5 separate regions of the Homo sapiens genome follow, and all the other regions are linked to region 1. A link is a loop called in an ENCODE intact Hi-C map of the cell type or tissue named here. Cell type or tissue: heart right ventricle. All regions are shown on one strand. Each heading gives the region's core, and the rest is flanking DNA. Links, peaks and the distances in the headings are about the cores only. Region 1 has its middle 12 kb from the start of CRELD2. Region 2 has its middle 60 kb from the start of BRD1. Region 3 holds the start of SELENOO-AS1 (SELENOO antisense RNA 1). Region 4 overlaps IL17REL (interleukin 17 receptor E like). Region 5 overlaps TTLL8 (tubulin tyrosine ligase like 8).

Region 1 (6,251 bases), core at 38-4,037:
CGGTCCTGGGCTGGTGGCTCTGCTGTCCCTGAACAGGGCTCACGTGCCGCTTGGGGGAGGAGGGGAGGGCCCTGCCTTGGGCGAGAACCTGAAGACGTGACCAGGTGGGTTTCAGGGGTCCAACCTATGGGCCCTCTTCAGTGATTCAAAGGATGTACAAGCAGGGACCCTCAGGCAGGGGAAAAGCATCTTTGGGGGCTTCGCTGGAGGAAACAGCCACTCACAAACCGCAGGGCCTGCCCGTTCCTCATCTGGGAATGAAGACACTGCAAGAAGAAAGCTGGCTGCGGGTGAGAGGCTGCAGGCTCTGGGAGCTCCGTTCCGGGGGGCCATGGCCTCCTCCCTGGGCTCCTCATAGCCCCCAAGTCCCACTTGGCCTGGTCCCCACCACCCACTCCTCAGTCACGCCGCCCCTCCTGTCGCCTCCCCGCGCCACCCCGCCGATGCCGCCAGTGGTAGGTGGCTGTCCTGCTCCTGCCCTGGCCCCCCCTTCCCAGGCCGTGCACCATCCTGGCACTACTGACCTCCATGTCCACACTGTTCTGTACCCACGAACCCCATCTCAGTGCACCTATGCTCACTGGGCCCCAGGTGGTCACGCTTACCTGGGTATTGGAAGAGCCCCTGTGGTAGGACTCTGCCCCGTGGGTCCCCGGCCCGCAGAGGCAGCCACAGCCCACTTGGGCAGGCTGAGTGGTGCCTGGCCCTGCATCTCGCCTCTGGCTCTTCCTGAGTCAGTTGCACTCAGCAGCCTCACGGCCTCTCCCTTTCTCCCTCTAACCCTAGGCCAGGGTGCCCCAAATCCCTAGAGGGGGCACAGCTCAGCTTAGGCGAGGTGGGGGCTGCTCTTGTCCACTTCAGCCCTCTCAGGCAGTTTCCGCTTCATGTGCTGATGGGACCACCTAGAGATGAGGTCCTGACGGTGCAGACCAAGGGCAGAGGCCAGAGGGGCGGGGGCTGGGTGGGCCCTTGGGGGGCTCAGAAAGTGGGATCAGAGCATGGTGGAGAGTCCACAGGGATGGCCGTGGAAAGAAGTAGGGAAACACCAGCTGAGTCCCTGGGGGGCCGAGCACCTGAGTCTCCCGTGGGAGGGTGGAGCCACCCACGGGTGGGTGGGAACTAGGCGACCCCAGCGGGAAGCCCAGAAGGCAGGCCTTGTCCCTGGGGGGTACCTGGGGGAGGAAGAGAGGGCGTAGCCAGGGAAGAGGACGCCCCAGGGGAGAAGAGGAGCCAGGCAGGGGCTGGCCCAGGGCCACCTTGTGCACCCTCACGTGCATGGACAGCGGCGGTACAGGCGCCTCCCATGTCCCGCGCGTCCCTGCCCGGCTCAGACCTGCGGAGCCGCCGTTGATCAGGTGGGACCGCGGCCAGGTCTGGGACCCCCGCCCCATCTTCCAGCCGGGACCTCTGTCCTGCTCCTGCCCTGGCCCCCCCTTCCCAGGCTGTGCACCGTCCTGGCACTACTGACCCGCACGTCCACGCTGGAGACGGCGACCCTCCTGGGCCCGGGGAGTCGAGGACGGGAGGTGTACAGGACAGGGGCCGCGGTTCCGGACGTTGGGAGCAGGACCCCGGGCGCGCATATCCACTTTGTCGCCAGTGAACGCTAGGGAGTCCTCGGAGGGGGGTCGGGGCCAGGCCAGGAGAGGTGCCCGCGGGACACGGGGGACGGGGACTGGGGGGGGCGGTTGAGCAGGAATGGGGGACGACCCCGCAAGACCCTGCGGCAGGGCCGAGGCGAGGGCGCAGGCAGGGTCCTTGGAACCGCGGGGCTGGGGTCCACCTGCCCGGGTGCTCGAGGGGCGCCTGCGGGGCTGGGGCTGGGGCTGGGGCTGGGGCCGGGACCGGGAGCGCCGCCTCCTGGGGGGGCTCTGATCCGCCCCTCCCCACGCGGCGCCGCCCGCGCCCCGCCCGCTCCCGCCGGACACAGCGGACCCTGCCTCGGATCGCGACCCCTGCCCGGGCCCAGCAGGTGGACCGCGAGGCCGCGCGAGGTACCGCCCCTCGGAGCCGCCCGGCCTGGGTCGGGGACCGGGACGCGCGCGGCCAGCAGGTGGCGCTGTGGGACCGCCCTGCTCGGCCCGGCTCCCGGGACTCGGCCGGCCCCTGCCCGCTGCACCTGCCCCGTCACACCTCGGCGCTGCCGGGGCGTCTTTCTAAAAGGGGAACTTGGAAGGGGGAGGTTGGGGTGAACTGTGGACCTCCGCTGTCCTTCTGGGCCCAGGCAGAGACCCTGCCATAGCCCTGGGGGAGTCCCACCCTCTGGGAGCCAGGACTGGGGTCTGCAGGGCCGAGAGGGCCTCCACTTTGGTTCCCAGACCCCGGCATCTTGCTTTGGCACATACGCAGGTCCTGGAGATGGCTTCCATCCCCACAGGGCACTCCTTGTCAGGCTAGAAGCTTCTAGAAGTGCCCCCTGGTCAAGCCCACCCCTGGCTTTGCTGTAAACGCGTCCCTTGGTCGAATGCAACAGACAGTGGGCGGGATCCGCAGGATGAGACGTTCTGTGAGCCAGCGGTTCTCAACAGGCAGCTGTTGTGTCCTCCAGGGGACAGGGGACCGCCTCTGGAGGTGCTGTGGGTTGTCACGACCTGGTGAGGAGTGCTTCTGCCAGGGCACAGGACACCCTGCCACAGAGGATGGCCCCCACCAGAGGACAAGCCAGCTCCCGCTGCCACCAAGGCAGACAGATGCTCACAGCAGTCCCTGGACAGGGGCCTGGACCTCAGCCAAGGCATGTTAGACAGGGAGGCGGCCATGGTGTGAACGTGGGTCTGCTCTGGGAACACGAATCATGGGGTGGGGTCCGCGCAGGCCGGGACCACCTATGCGTGCTGCGTCCTGCTGTCCTGGATGTACCACATCCCCCTGAAGATGACCGTTGCCTGCTCAACCTCATGACAGGGCCGGTCTAATAGCCAGTGCCAGCGGGCAAGGCAGAGACACAGCCATGGGGCATCCCATGGCCAGGCTGTGCATCTCCACAGGGGCCCAGAACCACAGCAGGAGTCCTCGACGCAGGCACACACTGAGGATGGCATGGGCCTCCTCTGCACTGTGTTTGGGGAGGGTCTTCCACAGGCACTTGACCTTAACCCCTCCTTTACCACCCGTGCCTTTGGTCTGCAGAGTCAGATCGTAAGTAGCAGCCGGGACACCGGAGTTGGGCTTGGACGGCGGTGGAGCTGGTCCTGCTCTGTGCCTGTTCAGAGCTGTCCTTTTGTGTCCCCCAGTATTGGGTTGGAACAGAGTCCCCAAATGTGGAACATACTGTTCCAGCTCCCAGAAGCCTTCCAGGTGCCGTGTGTCCTGGCGGGGGCTGCAAGAGGCAGCCACTTATCTGTCCTCTGCTTTGGAGGGGATTTTCTCGCTCAGGAGGGCCCAGTGTGCTCACCATGTCTTGGTCATCTGGTCTCATTAGCACAGCACCATCGATAGAGGGGGCCAGTGTGACATCCTGGGGACATTCATTCAGCTGGTGCCAGTCTCTGGATTATTGTGAGAGAGGGCAGGAACGTTACCATAGCCCTGGGGAGGAACTGAGTGTTTCCTGTTTTGAGTTCCAAGGCAGTGTGACTGATCTTCCTGCCAGACAGGAGATGGAGAAGAATGCACACCCAGCAGTGGCCTCACTGCACACCTGGGGCTGGGGAGCCTTCTCTAGCAAAGGCGCCACATCTAGCTGGGTTGTTTTTGCAACAGTCCACTCTCCTCCAGGACCCACCCACCTGCCTTTTGCAGTGGTCAGATTGGTGGAATAAAAGGAGATCCTTGGCCGGGCATGGTGGCTCACGCCACTGTATTCCTAGCACTTTGGGAGGCCAAGGTAGGTGGATCACCTGAGGTCAGGAGTTCCAGACCAGGAACATGGCAAAACCCCATCTCTACTAAAAATACAAAAATTAGCCAGGCACGGCGGCAGGCACCTGTAATCCCATCAACTCAGGAGGCTGAGGCAAGAGAACCACTGGGACTCGAGAGGCGGAGGCTGCAGTGAGCCGAGATCGCTCTGCTGCACTCCAGTCTGGGTGACAGAGCGAGACTCCGTCTCAAAAAAAAAAAAAAAAGGAGATCCTTGCATTCTTTTAGATCTTTAGATGTGTCCCTAGTTTCCCCCAGTTTTGATTTACTATTTTGGGTGGGGATGGTCACAGATTTGCACTGGACTTACCCATTATGATGGCCAAGGAAATGGTGTCTACCATCAAGAATGTCAGCTCCATCCGTCCTGTGACTGGGGAAATGACCCACTGGATGAATGTGCAGACTCGAGGCTGGTGGATCAGACCTGGCCCGAATTCCACTGCTTCCCTGGCTCCTGTCAGCCCCTCGCTCTAACGGGAGCCATGAGGATGCTTCAGGCCTTCAGATGCCAGCATCACTCAAACCCTGTGTCCAGCACTTCTGAAGATGTGTGCGTATTTCCGTTGCACTGTGTCTGGTTACCGAGGTCGGCGGCCACAGGCCGTCTGGTGGTGGTGGCGGGCGGGGGCGGGGGCAGGGGGCCAGAATCATCATGGTGTGGATTTGCCTTGGCGTTGCACATCTTCCTCTTAGGGACTCAGCCTTCACTTTAGTGAGATTTCTCTGGGTCAGAAACCCACTCAGGTCTAGAAACTGGGCAGCGTCATGACTTTTTATTTATTTATTTATTTATTTATTTTTATTTATTTGAGATGGAGTCTGGCTCTGTCACCCAGGCTGGAGTGCAGTGGCGCGATCTCGGCTCACTGCAAGCTCCACCTCCCGGGTTCACACTACTCTCCTGCCTCAGCCTCCCGAGTAGCTGGGACTACAGGCGCCTGCCACCACGCCCGGCTAATTTTTTGCATTTTTAGTAGAGACGGGGGTCTCGCCGTGTTAGCCAGGATGGTCTCGATCTCCTGACCTCGTGATCCACCCGCCTCGGCCTCCCAAAGTGCTGGGATTACAGGTGTGAGACACAGCACCCGGCCCTATTTATGTATTTTTGAGACAGAATCTCACTCTGTAGCCCAGGCTGACAGTGCAGTGGCGCGATCTCGGCTCACTGCAGCCTCTGCCTCCCGGATTCAAGTGATTCTCCTGCCTCAGCCTCCCGAGTAGCTGGGATTACAGGCATGCACCACCACGCCCGGCTAATTTTTGTATTTTTAGTAGAGATGGGGGTTTCACCACATTGGTCAGGCTGGTCTTGAACTCCTGACCTCGTGATCCGCCCACCTCGGCTTCCTAAAGTGCTGGGATTACAGGCGTGAGCCACCACGCCCGGCCTTATTTATCTATTTTCAAGAAAGAGTCTCTCTGTGTTGCCCAGGCTAGAGTGCGGTGGTGTGATCTCAGGTCACTGCAACCTCTGTCTCCCAGGTTTAAGCAATTCTCCTGCCTCAGCCTCCCGAGTAGCTGAGATTACAGGCACCTGCCACCACGCCCAGCTAACTGTTGTATTTTTAGTAGAGATGGGGTTTCACTATGTTGAGCAGGCTGCTCTTGAACTCCCGACCTCAAAGTGATCCACCTGCCTTGGCCTCGCAGAGTGCTGGGATTACAGGCTTGAGCCACCACGACCGGCCCTGACTTTTTATTGGAGCGAGTACCCTTGACCTCCGCATCACACAACCCTAATATATTTTGCTCCAACAAGCTGAGCAGTCTCTTGTGGGCTGCCTGTCCCTCTCCCAGGAACATGCTGTTCTATCAGCCACCTCCACAACCCCACGCAGCTCTGACCCTGGGCCCGCTCCAGCCCTGCAACTCATTAGAGAGCTGCCTTCACAGCCACTGATGGTCAAATGCTGCTGCCTGGCCATCACCCCCGTCCCTGTCAGCCAGTCCAGTGCTGTGACCGTCCCCTGCTCTCAGTTCCAGAGGACAGCTGGGATCTGTGGTGCCACATGACTTTCAGCCCCTGTCTGCGGTGGCTGTTCTGACATTCACCCCTCCTCACGTGTGTCCCACACTCCAGGAGCCTCTGGGCCGTGAAACAGAGCAGCAGAGGACACCGCCTCCTGGGGTCCTAGTCCTCAGAAAAGGGCCCACAACCCGTCAGCTCTCCGCCGTCCACCACATGCAGCTTATCTGGCTGGGCACGGCTTCGGGTCCCGGGCTCCTTCAGGCTGTGGCCCCTTTGTCACTGGGCCAGCACATCCCCACCAGGATACACTGCAACTTAATCCCAGGAGGGTCTCGGGCAGGTCCTGGGTAATCCCAGGAGGGTCTCGGGCAGGTCCTGGGGAGCCGGGGCAGGGGGCCGGCCTCTCCCACGGAGGAGG
Region 2 (6,251 bases), core at 825-4,824, 160 kb before region 1:
CTCCATGGGTGGTGCCCGAGGGAGCCCTGGGAGGAGCCGTCAGCCCAGGCAGTGGGTGGAGACGGGCTCTGCCTTCTGCCTTCACCAGCTCCGCCCAGCTCCCGGGTCACCCACCACAGCCCCGCCAGAGCAGGCAGACGTGCAGATGCCAAGGCAGACGTGCAGATGCCAAGCCGCACTTGCTCACTAAACTCACGTCCTCGCTACAACGTAGTTGTCGAGTAAATGCTCTCCATGGATTAAAAATATAAGCAGAGATGGCCGGGCGCGGTGGCTCACGCCTGTAATCCCAGCACTTTGGGAGGCCGAGGCGGGCGGGTCACGAGGTCAGGAGATCGAGACCATCCTGGCTAACACGGTGAAACCCCGTCTCTACTAAAAATACCAAAAAATTAGCCAGGCGTGGTGGGGGCGCCTGTAGTCCCAGCTACTCGGGAGGCTGAGGCAGGAGAATGGCGTGAACCCGGGAGGCGGAGGTTGCAGTGAGCCAAGATCACACCACTGCACTCCAGCCTGGGCGACGGAGCGAGACTCCGCCTCAAAAAAAAAAAAAAAAAAAAAAAAATATATATATATATATATATATATATATGTAGAGACATGAATGCCGATTCTTATGATGCTTATTTATTCATGAAACCAATGGCTTACCTGCCAGAAATTCAGTCCCTGGGTTGACACCAAACCCAACTGTTGGCTTTTCCTGCTGAATGGAGGGGCTGGGAGAAGCCGCCTCCAGCTGGCAGCCTCAGACCTGTGTCTACCTGGCAGGCCCCCACCCAGGTGGGGACAGGCCACCAGGCGGGAGTCACTGGGGCACTGCTGGGGCTCAGGACACTTGCAGGATGAGTGAAGGAGGAGGAGAGGGAGGAAGACAGAGAGGACCACCTCGGCCACTCTGACCTTGCCTCCTGGCCATGCCTGGGTTCTCAGAGGCAGGAGCTGGGGGGCTGCAGGGCTGGGGGCCACAACGACTCTCCAGCTGCTGTCACCCTCCCTGGCAATGAACCCCAAAGCCCCCACCTCCCCACCGCGGGTGCCAGACACAGGCCTGGTGCAGGTTCCACGTTATCCATGTCAGTGTTTCCCACGCAGGGCCAAGAATTACCAGGACCCTGCTATCATGGCCCAGCAGCATCCGTCAGCCACCACTCACCTCGTTCTGGCTCCAGCTACTCGTGCCAGGGTGGGGAGAAGCCCGGGAAGCCAGCTCCCCACGAGCCCCTGGCTCAGCCTCACAGCCTGACTGCATCATCCGAGCCCTTGGCCCTGGCCTGCCCTGACCCTCCTGTCCCCAGGCCCGTTTCCAACCTCCAGTATCTGCAAACAGAAAAGGACAGTGCCCCGCCCAGGGGCTTCCCTTACAGCCCCTGCGGGGAGTGAGGCCGCCCCACTGCAGGTGGGCCTGTAGCAGCTGCACCTGAGGCAGGGCTGGCAGCCCCTGTGGGGAGGGAGGCCGCCCCACTGCAGGTGGGCCTGTAGCAGCTGCACCTGAGGCAGGGCTGGCAGCCCCTGTGGGGAGGGAGGCCGCCCCACTGCAGGTGGGCCTGTAGCAGCTGCACCTGAGGCAGGGCTGGCGGCTCCTGTGGGGAGTGTGGCCGCCCCACTGCAGGTGGGCCTGTAGCAGCTGCACCTGAGCCCGGGCTGGTGGCCCCTGTGGGGAGGGAGGCCGCCCCACTGCAGGTGGGCCTGTAGCAGCTGCACCTGAGGCAGGGTTGGGAGGAAATGGCCACCCGGGTCAGCCAAGTCAGATGGGAGCGGGATGGGGAGGAGCCCAGTGGGCCTGGGGCCTGCAGCCACCCCCACAGCAGCACACCCAGGGCAGGGTGCATGGGGACCCCAGGCCCTCAGGAGAGAGCTGGACCTGAGTCCATAGCGGGCACGGGAACCAAACCAACCGGGCTGCTGGACAGGTGCCTTCCAGCCCCGCTGACCAGCCCTGTGGCCAAACGGACGTCAAAGCAAGAGTGCCGCGCATCCCCCAGGAGCCAGAGTGGGAGGCTGGCACAGCCTCCTCGGGCAGGTGTGGGCAGGTGGCCCCGACCTCTACAAGGTCATGCATTTTTTTTTTTTAGTCTAATTAAAGATTGGTCAATTTTGTTTATCTTTTCAAAAAACTAACCTTTTGTTTTGTTGATTCTTTGTATTGTTTTCTAGTCTCTATTTTGTTTAGTTCTATTCTGATCTTTATTATTTCCTTCCTTCTATTAATTTGGGGTTTGGCTCATTCTTGCTTTTCAGTTTCTTCGAGGTGCACTGTTAGGTTGTTTACTTGAAGTCTTTCTATCTTTATATATGTAAAGTGTATCTCTTTATCTATCTATCTATGTAGATAGATAGATAGATACAAAGAGACAGGGACTTGCTCTGTCACACAGGCTGGAGTGCAGCGGTACAATCGTGGCTACCTGCAGCCTCGACCTCCTGGGCTCAGGTGCTCCTCCCCACTTAGCCTCCCAAATAGCCAGGACCACAGACACACACCACCACACCCAGCTAATTTTTGTATTTTTAATATAGATGGAGTTTCATTATGTTGGCCAGGCTGGTCTTGAACTCCTGACCTCGTGATCCACCCACCTCGGCCTCCCAAACTGCTGGGATTACAGGCATGAGCCACCGTGCCCGGCCCTGACTGTGTCTTTTCCAATAGCCTGTCTTTGAGCTCATTGATTCCTTCCTCTGCTTGACCCATTCTGCTGTTAAGAGCCTCTATCAATTTTCCAGTTCAGCAGATGTTTTTCTCACTTCCAATATTTCTGTTTGATTTTTTAATTTCAATATCTTTGTTAAAATTCTCTGATAAGTTTCTGAATTGATTTTCTGGGTTATCTTGGAGATCGCTGAGTTTCCCTACAACTGCTATTTTGGATTCTTGATCAGAGGCTCACATGTGGCCATCTCATTAGTCACTGGTTCCTTGCTTTGTCCCTTTGAGTGGTTCACAGTTCCCCGTTTGCTTGTTTCTTGTGAATGCACATCTGCGTCTTTGCATTGAAGGATTAGTTATTTATTCCAGTCTTCTCTGTCTGGCTTGTTTTGGTTTTTACTGGGTATGTTTGCTTAGAGACTCTTTGCCATGTACCTGTTGAATTTTTTTTCTGCTAGGTTGCTGCCTCCTTCTTCGGCACTAGAGGGCAACATAAGTCCAGGTTTTCCTCAGCTCCAATAAAGGATCAGAGTGGGGCTTCCCGTCCCAAATGGGGAAGGTCCCACAGGGGATAGCCCGGCAGTGTGGGAAGACTGGCTGGCGGTCCATGCCCAGGGAACCTATGGACTGTGCCTCCTACCATGTAGCTGAACAGCCTGACTTGGTGCCTCCTTTGGCTGCATTACAGGGCAGTTTTTAGAGCTGGAGATGCTAGTCCCACCTCTTCCCTTTGTCTCTGGCTGGCCTCAGGGATATTTCTCCTTTAAGCATTCTGAATGCTTCCCTTGGGTTGAAGCAGAACAAGTCTCCTGCCAGGGAGCCCAAGATACTGGGAAGCTGGTAGTCCACCTTGATCTCATTTTTCCAGTGCAGAAGCCATGAGTCAGGGGAGATTTGCCCACACTTGGTGCAGGTAGACTGGGGGAAGGGACATCATAGATATAGAATTCCAGTTCTCTTACTGCTTGCTCAGAGTTTATTCACTTCTCTGTGGCCCTGGGGACTGTCTCATCCTCGTATTTGAGTTCTGGGATGTTGCTGGAGATAATCTTGGTGCTGAATATTTGTTTTGGATTTTCTGTGGCAAAGAGTGAAGCCAGCTTGCTTCTATGCTGCCATCTTGGAACTAGCCATCTCCTCAATTCTTTTTTCATTTGCTTTTAATTATAGGTGATAATAACAAGTGAACTCCATAAACCAGCAGGCGCCACGTGTGGGTGCATTTGCCACATATTGATCCTCCAAGGTGGGGGTTGGCTAACCCACCCTGGGCTCTACTCCCCACCCCCCACCTGGCTCGCCCGTGGGGGCGCCATGGGAGGCCGGTTGCTGAGCCCCAGAACCTGGCTGTCCTCACCTGTAGGACAGGATGGGGTGGGGAGTCAGAGGAGGCAGGGAGGAAGTAGAGGGTCTTGGTGCTTCAGACTGGGAGTCCCCACAGCTGAGCTGATGTTAAAACTCTGGGGCGAGAGATCAACAAGAGATGTGCTTCATTTGCAACGGGAGAAACTGTAATGAGATGAGGTAGAGCTGCACTAAGAGTCAGTGAGCAGACATTGTAAGTGAATGCTAATGTCATGAAATATCCACGCAGGAGGGGTCCTAGCTCCGCAGAGCCGTTGCCGGCCTGGTCAAGGGCCAAGCTCACGTGCAGGCCCCCTCCAGGGAGTCCAGGCTTCTTACTGCGTCGCTGAGTCTGGCTGCCCCAGCCCCAGGGCTCCCAGAAGCCCCCACTCACACAGTGGAGTACGCACCCCACCATGCCCCCTGGAGGGGGGACTTTGGCTAGGTCCCGAGAGTGGGGGGGCAGGGGGACCTCTGGGCACTTCACTTTGGACACTCATTATACTGAAATATGCATAGAATTTGGCCGTAATCTTCTGCTTTCCATGAGAACAATGTGATTTTTGTAAACTAGCAGAGGCCTTCTCTCCTACTTGTGGTGTGGGGGTCATTTTTGGGATCCTCCAGCCTTTGCACATTGCTCCCAGCCCCCACTCCCCGGCATCCACAGGCCCTCGAAGCTCACAGAGATGGAACAGCTGTGCTGCCCGGCGCCTGGCCTTCGGCCCAGCCAAGCCTTGCTGCCCTGAAGTGAGCCCAGCAGAGGGAACAGGATGACAGCCTCCAGCTCTGGCCACAGACACCGCCTGACCGGCTGTCATCTCCAGGTGGACAGGAAGACACTCTGACAGCCTCCAGCTCCGGCCACAGACACCGCCTGACCGGCTCTCATCTCCAGGTAGACAGGAAGACACTCTGAGTCCCTCTCAGAGCCATCCCTCAGAAGGGGGAGCACTGGGGGAGGGGGGAGGAGGCCCCTGAGGGCCACCGTGGTACTCCACCGACCTCCCTTCCTCCAGATGCTCACAGGACTCAGTGCCACGGCCCAGCCTGGGGGTGAGCGCTCGGCCATCAGGTGGGGCCCCTCACCCCTCGCTCCTCCCCAGCAACTTCTTCAGTGCAGTGGGCACCCAGAGGACAGGGCCTGTGAGGCCAGGGGTCACTGTCCACAAGACCGCAGGGCTGGACCGAGGCTCTGTGGGGATGGAGATGGTGATGGCGCACAGAGGAGGCTCAGAGGTAGCACTGACCGGGCATGGGGACAGGCCGGGGGGTCAGGGACGAGACCCGAGGGGACCCCCACCCTGAGAGAGCCTCAGGGGAGGGGCGCATCTGTAGGAAGGGGCTGCAGGGCCTCCCACCCCCTGTGCTCGCAGTCCAAGCACAACCTGGGTGCTCAGAGCCTGGGCCCAAAGGATTTGGAGCCCGAGTGGGTCTCTAGGGGATGGAGTGAGCAACACAGATTTGGGCTGGACCTCCTGGGGGTCTGACTGAGGGTCTTCACTCCCTACCTGCTGCCCCTGGTTCCTGCCACCCCCATGTGGCCCAAGGCAGGGCCCACCCACAGCGAAGGGGACCTGGGGCTCAGCTCCTCACTGCATTCTCCCTGCAGCCCCTGTCCTCTCCCCGTGTGACTAAGGGGCTCTCCCCACCTGGCTGAACCCCCAGCTCCCTAAGCCTCACGTTTCTGCCCTCCCTTTCTTGCCCGCACTGCCAGACACATGACTGTTTCCTCCTCCCCTGAAGTCAGGCAGGAATAACCTCCCCAAACCAGAGGGACTCCCCGGCCGGTGACAGAACCGGCCAGGGACAGGAGTGGTCCGGGGGCCAGCCCAGGGCTCGGCGGCAGCTTGGCAGGGGCTTGAGACCCGGAAAAATGGACTCCGACACTATCCAGGAGGACCCCCCAAAAATGTCCACAGCATTACACACTGACGGACACTTTGGAATCATCCCAGCCTCTCCGAGCAGCCCGTCCTCCTGCATACAAGGCCCACCACAGCCTCAGAAATGGGAAAGACAGATCGGCTTTCCCAAACTGCTCACGCCCCAAGCTAGGAAGGAGCAGCTCAACTTTGAGCCAATTTCACAAGCAAACAGTGCTGGTTTTAGGGAAGGACGAGCCGGACTCCATGCAACAACCCTGCACAGCTGGGTGGGCAGCTGCACCCAGGAGGAGTGGGTGCAGGGGACGAGGCCAGCTGGACACACCTGAGCGGGAAGCTAGGATCCCACGCTGGATACGGAGCCCCCTGCC
Region 3 (6,251 bases), core at 698-4,697, 280 kb after region 1:
ACCTTGCCACCTGGCGTCTAGCACTTCCTCCTGAACACCTGAATGTAGTTGTCTGTTGGTCTTGCAGCCCCGTCCTGCCCGGGACACCAGCCGCCCACCCCTGAGGCTGCCTGTGGGCCTCTGGCTTTTCCTGTCCTGCAGGGGGATGGGAAAGATCTGGGGCCACGACTTCCTCTGAGGCCCCGCCCAGCGGCAATGCTGGCATTGTTGTGAAGTCCACCCTGTGTGCACACAGCATCCCTGCCCTGGGCCCGCTGGTTGCCAGTAGTAACCCCAGTTGTGACAACGAAAAATGTGTCCAGACCTTGCCTGATGTCCCCTGGGGGGCAGTCACCCTGGGGGACGGCTGCTGGTGAGCGCTCACAGATGTGTGTCCATAGCAGCTGACTCTCCTTTGCATCTCCTCCCCGAGGACGCAGTGGCAGGCAGGCCACGCCCCTCCGTGTGTAAGACCTGCCGAAAACACTCCTCGTGGGGTTGGGGTGGGAGTGCAGGGGCCTTGGTGGTTTCTACACCCATGGGCCTGCCCGGCACGTGCCCCAGACTGTGCAGACAGGGCCTGGTCAGTGGCTGGATGTTGACCAAACGTGGAATATGTCTGTGTGTCAGGTAAAGCTGTGGTGCATTCTGGTTGGTTGTTTGCTTTTGTTTTAATCAAGGTTCTCTTTCTGCTGTAGGGCTGCATGATTTAGCAGCCACAACAGGCCAGGCGCGGTGGCTCACGCCTGTAATCCCAGCACTTTGGGAGGCCGAGGCGGGTGGATCACGAGGTCAGGAGTTTGAGACCAGCCTGACCAACATGGTGAAACCCTGTCTCTACTAAAAATACAAAAATTAGCTGGGCGTGGTGGCGTGTGCCTGTAATCCCAGCTACTCGGGAGGCTGAGGCAGTAGAATCACTTGAACCCAGAAGTTGGAGGTTGTGGTGAGGCGAGATCGCGCCACTGCACTCCAGCCTGGACAACAAGAGTGAGACTCCATCTCAAAAAAAAAAAAAAAATAGCCACAACAACGTCTTTTCCTTTTTCTTATTTTCACAAGGGGCTGGGGTCAGGTTTGGGCTGTTGACGCCTCGGGTCTTCCCTCCAGGTTTGGATCCTTTGAGATTTTTAAGTCTGCAGATGAGCACACAGGGCGTGCAGGCCCCAGCGTGGGGAGGAACGACATTCGAGTGCAGCTGCTCGACTATGTCATCAGCTCCTTTTACCCCGAGATCCAGGCTGCTCATGCCAGCGACAGCGTGCAGAGAAATGCTGCCTTCTTCCGGGAGGTCAGTGGGCCGCACGCCACCCCTCCCTGCGGGTGGATGCTGGGTGTCCCCACCTGTGTTGAAGACACCCTCATTTTGGCCGGGGGACAAAGGCTTTTACCCAGCCTCCCCGCCCTTCTCTGAGCTCCCGCTCCTGTCCGCAAACCCCATCATGTGTGCTCGGGCCCTGGGACAAACCTGAAACTCCCCTGGGCTCCGTGGTGTTGGGGGCCCTGGGCGTGCTCTCCTACTGGTATCCCTGCAGGGCCAGCTTGGGGCGGGGGTGCGGGGTGGGAGCTGGCTTGGGTGGAAGGACCATGGGCTGGGCACCTCCCACGTGGGTCGATACGTCTTGATGCCCAGGGCAGCCAGCCGGGTCCTGACTGGGGAGATGCTGAGTGCCCACCTGGGGTCTGGGTCCCCGCCCCACGGACACCACAGACGTCCCACATGGCTTGATGGCATCGTCCTTGTCACAGGGCATTCAGCACACGGTGGGGGAACCCGGCACCTCACCTGGCTGGGCTGGGGGCCTGCAGCATCAGCGGGGTCAGGCCAAGTAGGGGTTCCGGGGGACCGGGCACAGCATCTTCTTTGAGAAGTCTCAGGCCACCCCTGGAGCAGCTGCAGCCAGGGCTGCGTGGGGACCCGCTTTGCCACGTGGCTGGGGGCTGTTGGGCTGCCGTCAGCAGAAGCTGGCGCCAGGCAGGTGCTCCTAGGGCTGTGTCCTGCCCCAGCTCCATCCCTGCAGTCCACCCCAGCCATGTTCCATGTGGGTGGGCGATGGGGCTGCAGAAGGCCGGGAGGAGCCGCTGGGGCAGCCTGGTGCTCCGGCATAGACATGCGTGGGTGGTCAAGGCAGGTCACTCTGCCCCTCTGAGCCTCAGTCTTCTGCCAGTGACGCAGGGAGACGGCACTGACTGCCTCCCAGGAGCGTCGGTGGCCTTGAAGGAGAGAGGTGGTGTCAGGCCTGTGTTCAGCAGGGCCGGTGGGGCCCTCAGTGCACCCTGCACCTTGGGGGCTCCTGGCCCCCCTGTTGATTGGCCCCTATTCTCAAGGTTACCGGTGCTGGGCTGGGTGGGGACTGCTGTCTGGTTGGGGGGGGCCAGGCCAGCAGGGTGGTGGTGGCACCAGGATGGACAGTGGCCTGGCCCTGGGGCAGGTGTGGCCCCTCAGTGAACTGACCCTTCTCTGCTTCTTTGGGGTCTCTACTGGGCCTGAGTCTGGGGTTCCCTGATTTTTCTAGTTTGGGTAAAAGCCAAATTTTGTGAGCATATTAAAGAGTGGATGCTGTGAGTGCAACGCACTCTTCATCGCCACCTTGTGGTTGAGGCGGTGACAGGACATCAGGAAGATCGCCCAGAAACTGCAGAGTGAGAGCCACTCAGCGAAGCACAGCCGGTTTCAGGGAGGGGAAGGATGGACACGAGTGGGGAGGTCTGGGCAGGACCCCGAGGAGGGAGCAAGCACACTGTCCCACCCCAGGTGACGCGGCGCACGGCGCGGATGGTGGCCGAGTGGCAGTGTGTGGGCTTCTGCCACGGCGTGCTCAACACCGACAACATGAGCATCCTGGGGCTCACCATCGACTACGGGCCCTTTGGCTTCCTGGACAGGTAAGTGGCCCTGGGGCCCAGCAAAGTGCAGGCCCCAGGGCTGGGGGGTGCGGGCTGCATGAAACCTGCTGCCCCCAGGCACTGGCCCGTGATGCTTGAGGGGGAGCCGAGGGGGCTGGGGGCTGATGTAGGAAGTAGAGAGTCCAGGGCAATCCCGGAGGCCTTGGCCAGGGGCTGGTGAGACAGGACCCCTGTGGGACAGGGCCAGAGAGCCACGGCCACTTGGGACCTTCCCCTGGGCCTCCCCTCCAGGGTGGCTGCACCATCTCCCGGGAACTTCCTCTCAGGCAGGGCGTGGCTCTCTTGCCCCGTGTGGCAGGTACGACCCCGACCACGTGTGCAATGCCTCCGACAACACCGGCCGCTACGCGTACAGCAAGCAGCCCGAGGTGTGCAGGTGGAACCTGCGGAAGCTGGCCGAGGCCCTGCAGCCGGAACTGCCCCTGGAGCTGGGGGAGGCCATCCTGGCCGAGGAGTTTGACGCCGAGTTCCAAAGGCACTACCTGCAGAAGATGCGCAGGAAGCTGGGCCTCGTGCAGGTGGAGCTGGAGGAAGACGGGGCGCTGGTGTCCAAGCTCCTGGAGACCATGCATCTGACCGGTGAGTGACCCAGCCGTGCCCACAGCAAGGCGCCTCCCGTGCTGTTGTGCTTAGAGATGGTTTACCTTCTGGCTTCCAGGTTCCAAGTGCACAGTCACTCCCTGGGCCCACCCCAGCCCTGGCACCCCCATTCTACTCTCTGTCTTTATGAATTTGGTGAATCTAGGACCTGCTGCGAGTGGAGTCATACGGTGCTTGTTCTGTAGTGACTGCTTATTTCACTTAGCATAAGGTCCTCAATGTTCACCCAGGTCCGTATCAGGATTTTATTCCATTTGAAGGCTGAGAAGCATCCCGTTGTGTGGACAGGCCGCAGTTTGCTTATCCACGACATACTGGCGTACGTGTTCCTCTTCTGGCTGTTGCGTACGGTGCACTGTGTGTTGTGTGCCGTGCTGCCATGAAAGCGAATGCAGAGATCTCTGACTCCCTGCTTTCAGTTCCGTGGGGTGTACAGGTGGTAGGATTGCTGGGTCGTGTGGGTGACTCACTGGGTTGCACTAGCTAGGACGTGTATGTTGAACAGAAGGAGCTGAGATGGGCATTCTTTTCTTGTTCCTGACCTTCGGGGAAAAGTGTTCAGTGTTTCACCCATTGAGTGTGATGTTAGCTGTGGGCTTTTACCATGCTGAAGTTTTCTTTCAGAATGCTTTTACCATGAAAAGCTATTGCATTTTATCAAATGCTTTTTCCTGCAATGAAGATGGTCATGTGGTTTTATTATTTCATTCATATCTCCTTGCATTCTGGGGATAAATTTTACTTGGTCCTTTTAATATGCTATATGATTATTATTTTTAATATTTTTTGAGACGGAGTTTCACTCTTGTTGCCCAGGCTGGAGTGCAGTGGCACGATCTTGGCTCACTGCAACCTCCACCTCCTGGGTTCAAGTGATTCTCCTGCCTCAGTCTCTCAAGTAGCTGGGATTACAGGCACCCGCCACCACACCCGGCTAATTTTGTATTTTTAGTAGAGACAGGGTTTCGCCGTGTTGGTCAGGCTGGTCTTGAACTCCCGACCTCAGGTGATCTGCCCACCTCAGCCGCCCAAAGTACTGGGATTATAGGCGTGAGCCACCGCACCCAGCCATATGCTGTATAATTATTTTAATATGCTGAATGTTGCGAGTATTTTGAGGATTTTTGCATCTGTATGCGTAAGGGATACTAGCTTAGAGTTCTGCTTTTTCTTTAGTGTCTGTTTGGCTTTGATGTCAAGGTGGTGCTGGCCTCAGAGTGAGTTAGGAGGTATGCGCACATCTTCCATTTTTTTCCTTCAAAGTTTGAGAAGGATTGCCATTTGTTCGTAAGAGTATTTGGTAGAAATCACCAGTGAAGCCATCTGGTCCTGGGCTTTTCTTTGTTGGAAAAATTTTGATTACTGATCAGTCTCCTTGCTTGCCTTACCTCAATTTAGATTTTCTTTTCTTCTTGAGTCAGTTTTGGTAATTTATGTTTCCAGGAATTTTCTGTGTCAGGTAGTTTGTCCATGTCTTGTAGGTAATTTTGGCATATAATTGTTCGTAGCAGTTTTTTACAATTTCATTGTGGTAGGAACACAACATGGATCTATCCTCTTAAATTGTGGAGGGCACCGCACATCACAGCTGACGCAGGAGCAGTGCTGTACAGCCGAGCCCTGGAGCTTGTTCACATCCGCCACCCAAACCCTGTGTGAGCCGGTTACCAGCTCCCCATTCCCCTCCCTGCAGCCCCTGGTAGCAACCACTCCGCTCCGAGTCTGTGAACCTGACTGCTCTAAACCCTTCATGTAAGTGGAGTTACACAGCGTGTGCCTGTTTCTTCAGTCTGTTGTCTCCCTCTAATCTTCGTGTAAGTGGAGTTACGCAGCGTGCGCCTGTTTCTTCAGTCTGTTGTCTCCCTCTAATCTTCGTTTAAGTGGAGTTACGCAGCGTGTGCCTGTTTCTTCAGTCTATTGTCTCCCTCTAATCTTCGTGTAAGTGGAGTTACGCAGCGTGTGCCTGTTTCTTCAGTCTATTGTCTCCCTCTAATCTTGGCTCTTCTTTCTCCAGTTCCTTAGGCGTGAGTTGAGGTAACTGATTGGAGATCTTCTTCAGTGTAGCCATTTACACTGTGCATGTCTTTCTGGTCACTGCTTTTGCTGTGTCCATCAATTTTGGTATGTTGTGGGTTTTTTTGGTTTTTAGACGGAGTCTTACTCTGTCGCCCAAGCTGGAGTGCAGTGGCATGATCTTGGCTCACTGCAACCTCCGCCTCCCAGGCTCAAGTGGTTCTCCTCCTTCAGACTCCCAAGTAGCTGGGACTACTGGCATGCTCCACCACACCTAGCTAATTTTTGTACTGTTAGGAGAGATGGGGCTTCACCATGTTGGCCAGGCTGGTCTCCAACACCTGATCGCAAGTGATCTGCCTCAGCCTCCCAAAGTGCTGGGATTCTGGGGATGAGCCGCCGCGCCCAGCCAGTGTGTTGTGTTTTTAAGTGATTTCTAGCTTCATTCCATTGTGACTAGAGATGTCAGCCTTTTGAGGTTTATTACAACTTGTTTTGTGGCTTATCTTGGAGAACTTTCTGTGTGCCCTGGAGAAGACGGTGTGCTCTCTTTTGCTGGGCAGAGCGTCCTGTACCCGTGTGCCCTGGAGAAGACGGTGTGCTCTCTTCTGCTGGGTGGAGGGTTCCGTGTATGTGCCTGTTTGGTCTTGTTGGTTTAGGCTGTTGTTCAGGTCTTCCATTTCTCATTGATCTTCTGTCTGGATGGTTTTTTTGTTTTTTGAGACGGAGTCTTGCTCTGTCACCCAGGCTGG
Region 4 (6,251 bases), core at 763-4,762, 64 kb after region 1:
TAAATTATAATAGGGAACCAAATGGACAATATGGAGCTGAAAAGCAAAATAGCAGAAATGAAGAATTCGGCTGGGCACGGTGGCTCACACCTGTAATGCCAGCACTTTGGGATGCTGACCCCAGGAATTCAAGACCAGCCTGGGCAACATAGTGAGACCTTGTCTTTACAAAAAAAATTTTTTTTAATTTGCCAGGTGTGGTGGTGCATGCCTATAGTCCCAGCTACTTGGGAAGCTGAGGTGGGAAGATTGCTTGAGCCCAGGAAGCCAAGGCTGCAGTGAGTCACATTCATGCCACTGCACTGCAGCCTGGGCAACATAGTGAGACTGTCTCAAAAAAGAAAAGAAAGAAGTGAAGAGTTCACTCGAGGGGTTCAATGTCAGATTTGTGCACATAGAAGAAAGGATCAGGGAACCTGAAGACAAGGCGATTGGAATTATCCACTCTGAAGAGCAGAAAGAAAAAAGATGCAGAAAAATGGAATAACCCGAGGGATCTGGGACACCATCGAGTGTACCAGCATACACCTCACAGGAGTCCCGAAAGGAGAGGAGAAATAGAAAAGGGAAGAAAAAATTAAACTTGAAGGAATAGTATCCCCAAATTCCCCAAATTTGATGAAATAAATGAATCTACATATCCCAGAATCTCAACAAACTGCAAGCCAGATAAACTCAGAGATCCACAGTGACAAACACTGTTGTCAAACTGTCAAAAAAACAATGACAAAGCAGCAAGAGAGAAGCAACTGGTCTCGTACAAAGGAGCCTCAATAAGATTTTTAGCAGATTTCTCATCAGAAGCCTTGGAGACCAGAGGGCAGTCGTATAAGTAAAGGTAACTACACAGGAAAATAGAAAATCAAGGATTATGATAGTTTTGGTTTGTAACTCCTGTTTTTTTCTATGATTCAAAAGACCAACTCATAAAACAGTAATTATAAATCTATGTTAATGGACATACAATATATAAAGATGTATCTGTGACCCCCAAATACCTGAGACAAGTGTCCGTCAATTCAGGAAGTTTATTTGGCCAAGGTTGAGGACACGAGCCCATGACACAGCCTCAGGAGGTCCTGACATGTGCCTGAGGTGGTCCGGGCACAGCTTGGTTTTATACATTATAAGGAGAAATGAGACATCAGTCAATATATGTAAGAAGTACATTGGTTCTGTCTGGAAAAGTGGGACAATTCAAATTGGAGAGGGGGCTTCTGGGTCACAGATAAGAGACAAACAGTTGCATTCTTTTGAGTTTCTGATTAGCCTTTCCAAAGGAAGAAATCAGATATGCATTTATCTCAGTGAGCAGACGGATGACTTTGAGTTCTGTCTATCCTTTGTCCACAAAGAATTTTTCCACAAATTTGTGGACACAAATTTGTCCACAAGGAGCTGAGGCCAAAACGTTGGTCACTTTTATTCACACTTGCGTGCCAGGACACCCCGAAGGCCTCACCTTCTGCACTTCTCCCCACCTGCCTGCCCTCCACAAGCTGACTCTCGCTGCTCTTCCGTGAGGCAGTCAGGGACCCTGTTAGAGCCGGGCAATGCAAAGGCCCTGCCTCTGCAGTCTCTGTTCACACATCACCTTGTCTGAGCCTCCCAGGGACCACCCTATTTTTGAAATTTTATATCTATTGAAATAGGGTCTTGCTCTGTTACCCAGGCTGGAGTGCAGTGGTGCAATCATGGCTCACTGCAGCCTCAATCCCCCAGGCTCAAACAATCCTCCTGCCTTGGCCTCCCAAAGTGCTGGGATTACAGGTGTGCAACACCATGCCTGGCCCCACCCTATTTTATTTCATTTTAATTTTTAGTTTATTATTTTTAAGATGGTGTCTCATTCAGTCACCCAGGATGGAGTGCAGTGGCATGATCTCAGCTCACTGCAACCTCTGCCTTCTGGGTTCAAGCGATTCTCCTGCCTCAGCCTCCTGAGTAGCTGGGATTACAGGTGCCCACCACAATGCCTGGTTAATTTTTGTATTTTTAGTAGAGCTGGGGTTTCCCCATGTTGGCCAGGTGGTCTCAAACTCCTGACCTTAAGTAATCCACCCGCCTTGGTCTCCCAAAGTGCTGGGATTACAGGCGGGAGCCACCGTGCCCAGACCCACCCTATTTCAGATTGCAGCTCCCCACACTCCCCATCGTGCTCCCAGCCTCATTCCTCACCCCACACTGGCACCAGCCACGCCCCCTCGCTTACTTATGTCACTTGGCTCTGGTTGTCTCTCTCATGCAAAGGTCAGCTCCATGATCCCAGTTTGCCTGGGACTGTCCTGGTGTCAGCACTGACACTCTGACCCAAGACCCTCCTTAGTGCCAGGCAGCCCCAGACTTGGTCCCCCAGCTGCAGGGCCCGGGATCTTTGCCAGTGTTGTTTGTTCCCGGTGCTGGGTCGGGGCCCAGGGCCCAAGGCCTGCTCAGCTGTGTGTCATGAGTGAATGAGGCAGGCGGGCGTCCAAGGCTCACCCGTGTTATACTGTGGCCCAGATGTGAGCAGGGCTGTGCACCCCAGTACAGGTGCTCCTGCCCGCCCCTACCGCACCCCCCTTTCTGGGGCCCGGGGTCCTCAGCACTTTTCTCCTGGCAGGTGTGGGGGTGGGTTTCCGGCGGTGGTGGTGGAGGGAGGGCAGCGTCCCTGGCCAAGGAGGCGGTGGGTGCACTGGGCTGTGGGCGCTCCGTGTTGGGTGCTGGGGCGGCTGATCCGGCTCAGCACCAGCACTAAGAGCCACTGCCGCCTGGTGGCAGCACGCGTGTGTCCTCCAGCAGGTTCCTCCCTTGTCTGGGAGGGACAGTAGGACAGCTGAGATCTGAACACAGCCTCTTAACAGTCCCCAAAGACTCAGTTTCCCCCATCTGCAGAAGAAAAGACTCAGTTTCCCCCATCTGTGGAAGGCTTGAGGGAGCCCACACCCGTCAGGCAGGAGCTCAGCTCTGTGACCCTGGTCTGGCCAATCCTCCCCAGCCCCACCTCCACGGTGGCCAGGATTCCCGGAGTAGCCCTGGGTCAGAGCAGGGGTCTTTGTGCACCACAGGGAGCACCCCTGGCTGGTCCAGGAGGCAGGAGCAGGAACCTGGGGCGGGGACTGCCCTGCTGAGCCGGGACACTTGTTTTCTGGCTGGGGGCGGACGGGGTCTCCAGAGGAGACATGGAGAGAGCAGAGTGGCAGCTTGTGCTGTGCCCCCCACCCCCACTGTGCCCCTGACCTCCCCCAGGCTAGGGAGGGGCACCTGGGTGAGTGGCAGCCTGTATCCCCCCATTCCCCTGATCTCCAGGTTAGGGAAGGGCACCTGGGCGAGTGGCAGCCTGCATCCCCCCATGCCCCTGATCTCCAGGTTAGGGAGGGACACCCTGTCCATGCCCCCCACTGGCCTCCCTGCCCCTGGTGCTCAAACCCAGCTTCTAAAGCCCCTCACCTGGCCTGACCTCCGCATCCCCAGGGTGTCTCCACCACTGGTCCTTTATGGGGACACTTGGATGGGGATGTCTGGTCACACCATGTGACGCTGACCTCAAATCCACTCCCAGAGACCCGGCACCTCCCCTGAGTCCCAAGGTGCTCCCTGCCCCCCACATGCCCATGGGGGTGCGGCCTCCCACGCCTTTGGGGTGCTCTTGGGTCCAGCCTGGTGGGGATGGCTCCACGACACCCGCACTCCAGACTTGTCCCTGGTGCCGTCACCATCCAGCCAGGCCCAAGCTCCATTTTAACAGCTACCCCTGGACCAATGTTTACTGAGTGGCGGGGACTTACTCGCTCTGCAGCCCCCTCTCCAGTCTATGGGACATAGCAGCCTCTGTTGCAGGAGGGAAAAGAAGGCCCAGCGGCCCACGGCCAGCTGGAAGAGGGCAGCCTGGGCCCAGACTGCGGTGGGAGTGCATCTGCAGATGGGGTGCGACCACCGCTGGGACAGGCTGGGCATGTGGTCCTGCACAGCACTCAGGTGAGACGATGTCCAGGCTCCAGAGGGTGGCTCAGCGGGGAAGCCGGAGAGCCTACGTGACCCACACGAGAAGTCTTCAAGGGCCGACCCCATGGCCCACTGCACAGGCCACTGCTGGGCACCCCTGGCTGGGACCTGGATGTGCCACTTGGAATGTCTGAGAACCGCACATCCCAGCAGGTGGCCCCCAGGCAGGTGGCCTCTGAGACCACAGGAAGTGACTGACCGTTGCTGGGTGAGTGGGGCTGGGATCTGGGGAAGCTGAGACCCTCTGGAGGGGTCCGAGTGGGGCGGGTGCCCCAGTGAAGCTCAGCACCCAAGGATGCACAGACAGGAGAGGTGGACTCCAGCCAGTGTGGGGTGCCCTGGGCAGAAACTGGGGTGATCCTTGACCACCTCGGGCCTGATCAGCTACAGGAAGGGTGGGGTTGCACCCTGCACCCCAGAGCACTGGGGAAGCTCCAGGCAGCTGCCAGGGCCTTGTCTTCAGGGCCAGGGACAGTGGCCATGACCATGAATTGTCTGAGAGGGAGGCTGGGGTCCAGCACCTGGGCCATCCGGGGAAGGGGTAGCCCACCCAGCTCCTGCTGTTCCCAGGGGACTCAGGACAGGGCTGAAGGTCTTTTATGTGACCCAGAGCCCCTGAGGGCCCCATGGAGCTGTAGCCCCAGGACAGCCAGCAGGTGCCTAGGCCCCACAGTCAGGTGAGAACACCCCACACTCTCGGAGGGGGGCCTGGCTCAGCTGTCCGAGGCTGTGCCTTGGCCTCCTGCCCCCCAGCAATGTGTCCCTGGCACCTACTTGTTCGTGAGGAGATTCCTGGCCTCAGGCTGCCGTCCCATGTGGGTGGGTGCAGCTGGAGAGAGACGTAGGGGTGGTACTGGCTGGGACACCACCTCCCAGCCCTGCCCCCACTGTGCGAGGCTGAGACATGTGAGGGAAGGGGAGGGGGCTGCCCAGTCCTGGGGTGCCAGTGGCTGTGGACAGCAGCCTTCCATCTGCAGGGAGGCTCAGCAGACAAGTGAAGGAGGAGCCCACCCTGGCCCCAAGAGGAGTGTGTATGACCCCCAGATCCCCCCACCTGAGCCAGGCCCGGTCCTCCTGCTGCCTCCAGGCCTGTCCCTGGGGCCGTGGACTTGCCCAGCATAGCATGGGCACTCCACAGTGGCAGGTGCCAGCCCCAGGGACACCTGACCAGCAGGTGGCCATTGCCCCTTTAGTCTGTGATCTGCTGGAGGTGACCTTTGCTAGGGAGGGGGACCTAGGCTTGGCCAAAAAGTCTTGCTGGGAGAAGGGGGAGCTGAAGGTCTGCGGGTACTGCCACGGCCCTGGGCATGTCCTGTGGGCAGCAGGCTGCCCTGAAATGGCTGTGGCTCAGCTGAGCTGAGGAGACATTCCAGAGACCCCTGCCTGGCCCACTGGTGCTCCCTGGAAAGGGTCTCCAGAGGCCCTGGGTGCCAGGCTGTCCTATCCACCCCCTCCCACCCCTCCCACCTCTGTGGCTGTTGCGGTTCACCCCACCCGAAGCTAGGCAAGCTCTTTTGCTCACAGGGAGGGGTGCAGGTAGGAGTGCCAGCTCTGACCCTTCCTGGACTCCAAGGCAGAGCCACGCTCCTGACCACACCCAGGCCACATGTGCTTAGTTCTGTCCACTGGGCAGAGTCCTGTCCTGATGTACCCTGGGTCCTGGGAGCCTGGGCCTCAGTGGCTGGTGGGCAAAGGGACATCCCAAGTCACTGGCGGTTGGAACCAGAGCTCTGATCAGGGAAGGTGGACCCCCAGGGAGGAGGAGGCAAGGCCAGTGACAGTGAGACCAGGGTGGGCGTGCGGGAGGCCCAGCGGTGTGTGGTGGAGGGAAATGCAAGGCTGGAGGGCAGTGCTGGGCACAGACCTGGGTTTGGCGCAGAAGCCTGACCTGACTCAGGGCCGGATGGTCTCCCCGTTTCCCCCACCCAGTCTCCTGTTCAGTGCACGCCACGCCCAGCCTGCCGTGGGAGGCCTAGGTCTAGTCCTCGGCCTCCTGCGGCCCCTGAGAGATGGGCACCCACTGGAGCGGAGGTTGCAGAGCTGCTGGGGGACGGAGAAGTGTACATCGGTCCTCCAGCCCTGCAGGCATAAGGCAGCTCCGTCAACATGGCCTCCTGCTTCCCCCGGGGATGGGGGATGGGAAGGGGGGGTGTGAACTGAGGTCCTGCAGTGGAGGAGATGGCTAGGGGCTGGGCACAGCAGCGACACCCACCTGGATGCAGATGCCTGGGGCACAGGCCTCCTCCCTGGGAAGGTCTAGGAAGGCAAAA
Region 5 (6,251 bases), core at 1,368-5,367, 100 kb after region 1:
AAACCACTGAGGAAAGTCAAAGAACCCGGTTAAATGAACCAGATCTGGATCATGGTTGGAAAACTTTATTTAAAAAAAAAGTCGGCCAGGTGCGGTGGCTCACGCCTGTAATCCCAGCACTTAGGGAGGCCGAGGTGGGTGGATCACCTGAGGTCAGGAGTTCGAGATTAGCCTGACCAATATGATGAAACCCCATCTCTACTAAAAATACAAAAAAATTAGCTGGGCGTGGTGGTGCGCGCCTGTAGTCCCAGCTACTCAGGGGGCTGAGGCAGGAGAATCGCTTGAACCCAGGAGGTGGATGTTGCAGTGAGCTGAGATTGTGCCACTGCACTCCAGCCTGGGAGACAGAACGGGACTCCGTCTCAAAAAAAAAAAAAATCTGCTGGGCGTGGTGGCTCACGCCTGTAATCCCAACACTTTGGGAGGCCAAGGTGCGTGGATTGCCTGAGCTTAGGAGTTTCCAACCAGCCTGGCCAACATGGTGAAACTCTGTCTCTACTAAAATACAAAATATTAACTGGGCATGGTGGTGGGCGCCTGTGGTCCCAGCTACTCAGGAGGCTGAGGCAGGAGAATTGCTTGAACCCGGGATATGGAGGTTGCAGTGAGCCAAGATCGAGCCACTGCACTCCAGCCTGGGCAACAGAATGAGACTCCGTCTCAAAAAAAAAAAAAAAAAAGGATGTCCGTTCTCCCCAAGATCTGCAGATTCAAGGTGATCCCAGTCAAAGTCCCAGCAGTTTGCTGTTCTTAAGCCAACAAGCTCCAAGGGCCAGCACGCACTTCCTGTCCTGCTGGCCGGACTGGGCCTGGTGACCCTGTCGCCGCAGGCCTTTTGCAGCACAGGCTCTGAGAGCAACGGTGCGGTTGCCTGACTGTCACGGAACAAACACACACCAGGCGAGCACTAGCCTGAGGCCGAGGGGCACATGGAGCTGGCCTGAGCCCAGCCAGGAGTCTGGAAGCAAGCCCAGCTCCTCCCGGCCGTGCCCTCGAGGGCCTGACCGCGAAACGCTCGTACGCACGGGTTGGAGTTGTTTGCCACGCGTGGCAACTGCGGCAGGAACCTGACTCACGCACGGACGCCAGCACCCACAAGTGAGAGGCGCCTCAGACACGTGGTGTCGGCTTTGGAAGCAGCTGGTGGGTGGTGAGGAAATGTCACAGCTCTGGAAAGACAGAGGCCTCTGTAAGGTGGTGTCAAAATGCCAGGTTGAATCAACAGTCATCTGCGGGGACTCTGAAGGCAGGCAATCCGCCCAGTGAACTGGCAGCACCGGGCAGGAGGGTCTGGAGGGAGAACCCTGGTGGCATGGCTGGTGTGTGAGGATCAAAGGCAGAGGAGATCTTTCCTCTTCAGCATGGTAATTTGGCACTGGGCTAAGCCTCCAGCTGCCTCCCGCTGGTGACCTGGTAAAGGGGAACATAAACTCCTTTGGTCGGCAACATTGCTTACGGCAACACTGCCCTGTGGCAGGCAGACCACGTGGGGACTGGGGAGTCATTGGTGTCTGGGAGGCCACGTCACTGGCCTTCCTGAGTGATCCCCACACCTGGGAATGTGCCCTGCGGGCCATAGCCGCGGGATTGCTGCAGGAGGAACTTCGCCTCCCGTGGGGCAAGAGGCATCTCCGTGAGTGGGTCCCAGCCCCTGAATCGCAGTGGGAATCAGGGAGGCGGCAACACCTGCGTGCCGTCATAAAGACCCCCACCATGCCCTCGTAAAGACCCCCATCACACCGTCCTGAAGACCCCCACATACCCTCGTAAAGACCCCATCACACCATCCTAAAGACCCCCACACACACTCGTAAAGACCCCATCACACCATCCTGAAGACCCCACACACCCTCGTAAAGACCCCATCACACCGTCCTAAAGACCCCCACATACCCTCGTAAAGACCCCATCACACCGTCCTGAAGACCCCACACACCCTCGTAAAGACCCCCATCACGCTGTCCTAAAGACCCCCACATACCCTCGTAAAGACCCCCATCACACCATCCTAAAGACCCCACATACCCTCGTAAAGACCCCCATCACACCGTCCTGAAGACCCCCACACACCCTCGTAAAGACCCCATCACACCGTCCTGAAGACCCCCACACACACTCGTAAAGACCCCATCACACCATCCTGAAGACCCCACACACCCTCGTAAAGACCCCATCACACCGTCCTGAAGACCCCACACACACTCGTAAAGACCCCATCACACCATCCTGAAGACCCCACACACCCTCGTAAAGACCCCATCACACCGTCCTGAAGACCCCACACACCCTCGTAAAGACCCCATCACACCGTCCTGAAGACCCCACACACCCTCGTAAAGACCCCATCACACCGTCCTGAAGACCCCACACACCCTCGTAAAGACCCCATCACACCATCCTGAAGACCCCACACACCCTCGTAAAGACCCCATCACACCATCCTGAAGACCCCACACACCCTCGTAAAGACCCCATCACACCGTCCTAAAGACCCCCACACACCCTCGTAAAGACCCCATCACACCATCCTGAAGACCCCACACACACTCGTAAAGACCCCATCACACCGTCCTAAAGACCCCCCCTATTGCCGGGCGCGGTGGCTCACGCCTGTAATCCCAGCACCTTGGGAGGCTGAGGCGGCGGATCACGAGGTCAGGAGGTGGAGACCATCCTGACTAACACGGTGAAACCCCATCTCTACTAAAAATTAGCCGGGCGCGGTGGCGGGCGCCTGTGGTCCCAGCTACTCGGGAGGCTGAGGCAGGAGAATGGCGCGAACCCGGGAGGCGGAGGCTGCAGTGAGCCGAGATCGCGCCACGGCACTTCAGCCTCAGCAACAGAGCAAGACTCTGTCTCAAAAAAACAAAAAAAACAAGACCCTCTCGTCATGCTGCCTAAAGACCCCCACCACGCCCTCGCGAGGACCCCCCACCGCGCCGTCCTGAAGACCCCCACGCGGGAGGAACGGCTGATGCTGCCCTGCTGGTCAGCCGCGCCCCTGCCCCACGTCCTTCTCCGCGACTCTGAGGCCAAGAGCAGCCTGTGGCAGCCCCTGAAGTCTGAACGTGTGGCCGAGGCTCGGAAGAGCCCGATGGGGGCCGGGCGTGGTGGCTCAGGCCTGTCACCTCAGCCTCCAGAGCCTTCAGAAAACCGCACGCCAAAGCCCCGCGGTCACTTTGGCCCCTCGCTCGGCCAGGGAGCTTGGTGCTGTTCACGGCGCTGTTCAAGGTCCTAACTCAAATCCTCCGACCCGCGCCACACCCCAGAGGTATGGGGACAAAGGCGTCACCCGCCAGGTTCTACAGAGGGGACCCCACCATCCACCTGGCCGGCACTCCCACGCCCCCCACCCCGAGACCCCCGTGCCGGGCTGGGACAGGTGCCCCAACCCCGCTCCCCGGCTCCCGCCGGCGCCTCCGTCAGGGGACACCCCGGGCCCCAGCACCGAAGCCTGCCCTGCGCCCCGCTCTGGAGGATGCAGCGGCTGCTGGCGAGGGTTGGGGATGCAGCAGGCGGCCCCCAAGCCCACAGCGCACCGCCGGCGGCGCAGGTTACCTTTTCCTCCGGGCGGCGGACGCAGCGCGCCCTCTGCTGTCTTCAGGCCCCGCAGCACAGGCTCCAGCGGGTGCGCATTTAGCTGGTTTGGATCCCAGCTTTTGGCGGGCTGGGCTACGGGGACACCGGTGTTTGGGGCCTGACTGTCCACGTGGCGACAGGGGCAGGCCGGGAGCTCCACCTTCCCAGCAGCTTTGGTGCGGGTGGGCTGTGCGGCTCCACCGCTCTCGGCTGCCCCCCTTAAGGGTGCCAGCAAGGCCAGGGGGAGCCCCTTCTCTTCCTTCAGTCCCAAGTCCCGCTGGAGAGCTGGTGATGGGGGTCCCTGGGCAGGGTCTGGCATGGCCGAGGGGCCCCGTGCCTTCAGCGGCTGCGCGTCCAACAGCGAGGCCGAGGCCTTGAGGTTGCAGACGGGCAGCACCTGCCTCCTGGCTCTCCTCACACTGACGCCCGCCACGCAGAGGTCGGACCCGCTGAATGGGGGCGGCTCAACCACCGGCTGTGGGGAAGGAACAGGTTGGGGTGCTGGGCTGTGGCCGGGATAGGGGGGGTCCCTGCAGGAGGGGTCTGTGCAGGAGGGGCTGGTCGGGGCACAGACCCCCACCTGACTCAGGAGTGAACAGTGAACACCTGGGGTCCCACGCAGACCCCCAGGAGGCCCCCAGGCTCTGGAGAACCTGCGGGGAACCAAGGCTTCCTGAGGCTTGGGGGTCAGCCTGGGGGGCCCCACACCCAGGGACTCAGCTGCTCTTTTCCCGAGTTTAGCCACAGAGAGGCCGCAAGAGAGAGGCATTGGCCACGCTTCCCAATGACTCCAGCACATCCGCAGGCACAGGGAGGCCCGCGAAAGATCCTCAGAGTGGAGGAGGCACTGCAGGCCAAGGCAAAGGAGCAGCATAGGTGGCCTGGAGGCTGCGGGCATGGAGCCCCCACCTCTAACCACAGTCAGGACTGGGTGAGGCTGGGAACAAGAGGGAGGAAAGCTGGACAGAGGCACTGAGCCTGAGTGAGCGGGGCCGCTCCGCCCGCACGCCTGGAGTAGCCCCTTCCTCGGTGCCGACGAGGCACTGAGCCCCATGGGAGAGCAGGGCAGGCCTGGGCCCTCAGCGGGACCGAGCATGGTCACAGAGCAGGATCGGTGTCCTCCATAGACCCCGCTGCACTGGCGGCCTGCAGCTCCACCCTCGCCCAGTGACCAGGTGGCAAAGCATCCACATGGCGGGCGGCCACCAAAGTCCCCAGGGGCGGGCGTGGCTCACCTGCCTCCACAGGAGCTCGAAGTTGCCGATGTCACAGCTGCGGTCCACGGCCACCTTGATGGTGTCCTCCTGCACCTGTGCACACAGCTGGGCCGTGACCGGCGTGGACGGGTGCATGGTGGGGCTGGAATTGATCTCGATCAGCCAGGGCCTGAAGTCCCTCCCAAGGACGAAGTCAGCCCCGTAGAGCTCAAAGCTGTTCTTGCGAGGCTCCACGTGGTCCTGGGCCACCTTCATGGCGTGGGCGATGGCCTTCTTCATGGACGGGTAGATGACGCTGCCCCACACGGCGCCACGGCCCTGGCGCTGCAGGTACTCCTGGAACCTGGTGCTGGTCCACATGTTGTGTGCGGGCAGCAGGGGGCTGCGGCCCACATCATTCTTCAGGTACTTCTGGACGGCGTTGTTGCACAGGTGGATGGCGCTGCAGGGGGGACGAGGGGCAGGTGCTCAGCCTCCCTTGGCCCAGGAGGGCACCCAAGGCCGGTCCTCCCAGCCGTGCTGAGCCCACCCAGCTGGCTCTAGAGAACCCTGCCCCTGAGGACTCCAACCCTCTGCTGGAGGGGCCCAGCTGGGATGAGCGTTACTGTCCCAGATGGAGAAACAGGGCTCAGAGAGGCCATGGGATTGGCCAGGCGCACAGCTCACAGCTGGAGGCCCAGAAATGGGCGCTGGCAGGGGGCCCTGGCTTCTCACTGCCCTGCCTGGGAGCTGCTTTTGCACAGGTGAGTTCCTGGACCCCCTCCAGGCCCACTTGACCAGAGGCAGTGAGCAGGTGAGGGTCGTAGCCCCTGGCCAGCTCCTCCCAGGCCTCTTCTGGGTGTGACTTCGAGCATGACCCACCAGGCATGACCGCAGCCGCTCGCCTGGGCCGGAGTTAACTCCCCTGCAAGGTCTGTGTCGCGTGACTCTCAGGCCTCCCTGGATTCTCACTCGTAAAAAGCAGACCCCCTTCCTGCCCAGCCGTCAGGTCCCCTAGCGCCTCACACCAAGCAAGGGCCACACAATAGTCAGAGGAAGCCTTGGTGCAGACAGAGGGTGGCAGGCGTCGCTGTGTGCACAGCACACTCCTGAGGACTCCACAGGCTCTCGCCCTCCTGCCCACGCGGGGACCCGGGTGAGGTGGGGGTCCATCCACCCTGGGCAGCACACTTGCGGATATCTGAGCCTCCACCAGGCACCCCACAGGCCGCCTCCCCTGCGCCAGGGCCCAGGTGCTGCCCACACCATTCCAATCCCCCTGGGCACAGGCAAAATGGTGCCTTTTAAGATTTTCCAGAGATGATGCACAGAGCGTGGGGTGTAGGGCGCTGGCTTTGAAGGCCGGTGGGCCTGGGCCTGTCCCTCGGGGAGATCATCAGCCTCCCAAGCCTCAGTTTCCCCATCTGTGCCTCTCGTGGTGGCAGGTGGCAGTGAGGGGGCCCTGCCCGTGCT

Evidence for each region. Hi-C counts contacts between places; a loop is a spot of excess contacts. Peaks named below come from ENCODE experiments on the same cell type or tissue, not always from the same donor. Only the 100,000 strongest peaks of a DNase experiment are listed, where the experiment ranks them.
Region 2: it touches region 1 in a loop (5-fold over the local background); 54 of 110 quality-filtered maps call a loop at or near these places.
Region 3: a loop joins it to region 1, with 3 times the contacts of the local background. A loop is called at or near these places in 45 of 110 quality-filtered maps.
Region 4: a loop joins it to region 1, with 3 times the contacts of the local background. A loop is called at or near these places in 64 of 110 quality-filtered maps.
Region 5: a loop joins it to region 1, with 17 times the contacts of the local background. A loop is called at or near these places in 106 of 110 quality-filtered maps.

What each region holds. Positions count from the first base shown.
Region 1 is chr22:49,927,653-49,933,903 of GRCh38, forward strand. No RefSeq gene overlaps it. Among named protein-coding and RNA genes, the nearest start is that of CRELD2, 12 kb to the left of the region's middle. RefSeq lists a silencer at 1,918-2,177 and an enhancer at 2,914-2,963. In heart right ventricle, for the core only: CTCF peaks have their summits at 2,057 (motif pointing right), 2,262 and 3,440; DNase peaks (open chromatin) are centred at 2,059, 2,336, 2,754 and 3,449; H3K27ac peaks cover 1,129 bases; H3K27me3 peaks cover 516 bases.
Region 2 is chr22:49,764,350-49,770,600 of GRCh38, forward strand. No RefSeq gene overlaps it. Among named protein-coding and RNA genes, the nearest start is that of BRD1, 60 kb to the right of the region's middle. RefSeq lists an enhancer at 1-535. In heart right ventricle, for the core only: a CTCF peak has its summit at 3,128 (motif pointing right); no DNase peak of the experiment used is centred there.
Region 3 is chr22:50,207,447-50,213,697 of GRCh38, forward strand. It overlaps SELENOO (selenoprotein O), which reads left to right. Exons shown (of 9, transcript NM_031454.2): 3 at 1,090-1,270; 4 at 2,735-2,865; 5 at 3,185-3,465. SELENOO-AS1 (SELENOO antisense RNA 1) reads right to left here and starts at 2,735. Exons shown (of 2, transcript XR_938352.3): 1 at 1,766-2,735; 2 at 1-1,323. RefSeq lists an enhancer at 30-594. In heart right ventricle, for the core only: CTCF peaks have their summits at 2,565 (motif pointing left) and 2,775; a DNase peak (open chromatin) is centred at 2,575.
Region 4 is chr22:49,990,801-49,997,051 of GRCh38, forward strand. It overlaps IL17REL (interleukin 17 receptor E like), which reads right to left. Exons shown (of 15, transcript NM_001371417.1): 14 at 6,194-6,251; 15 at 1,011-6,060. The coding sequence ends at 5,875. Among named protein-coding and RNA genes, the nearest start is that of IL17REL, 19 kb to the right of the region's middle. In heart right ventricle, for the core only: CTCF peaks have their summits at 2,754 and 2,953; a DNase peak (open chromatin) is centred at 2,741.
Region 5 is chr22:50,026,869-50,033,119 of GRCh38, forward strand. It overlaps TTLL8 (tubulin tyrosine ligase like 8), which reads right to left. Exons shown (of 14, transcript NM_001350317.3): 12 at 4,818-5,241; 13 at 3,562-4,057. Among named protein-coding and RNA genes, the nearest start is that of IL17REL, 17 kb to the left of the region's middle. RefSeq lists silencers at 3,259-3,358, 3,379-3,448. In heart right ventricle, for the core only: a CTCF peak has its summit at 3,602 (motif pointing left); DNase peaks (open chromatin) are centred at 3,603 and 3,913; H3K27me3 peaks cover 2,488 bases.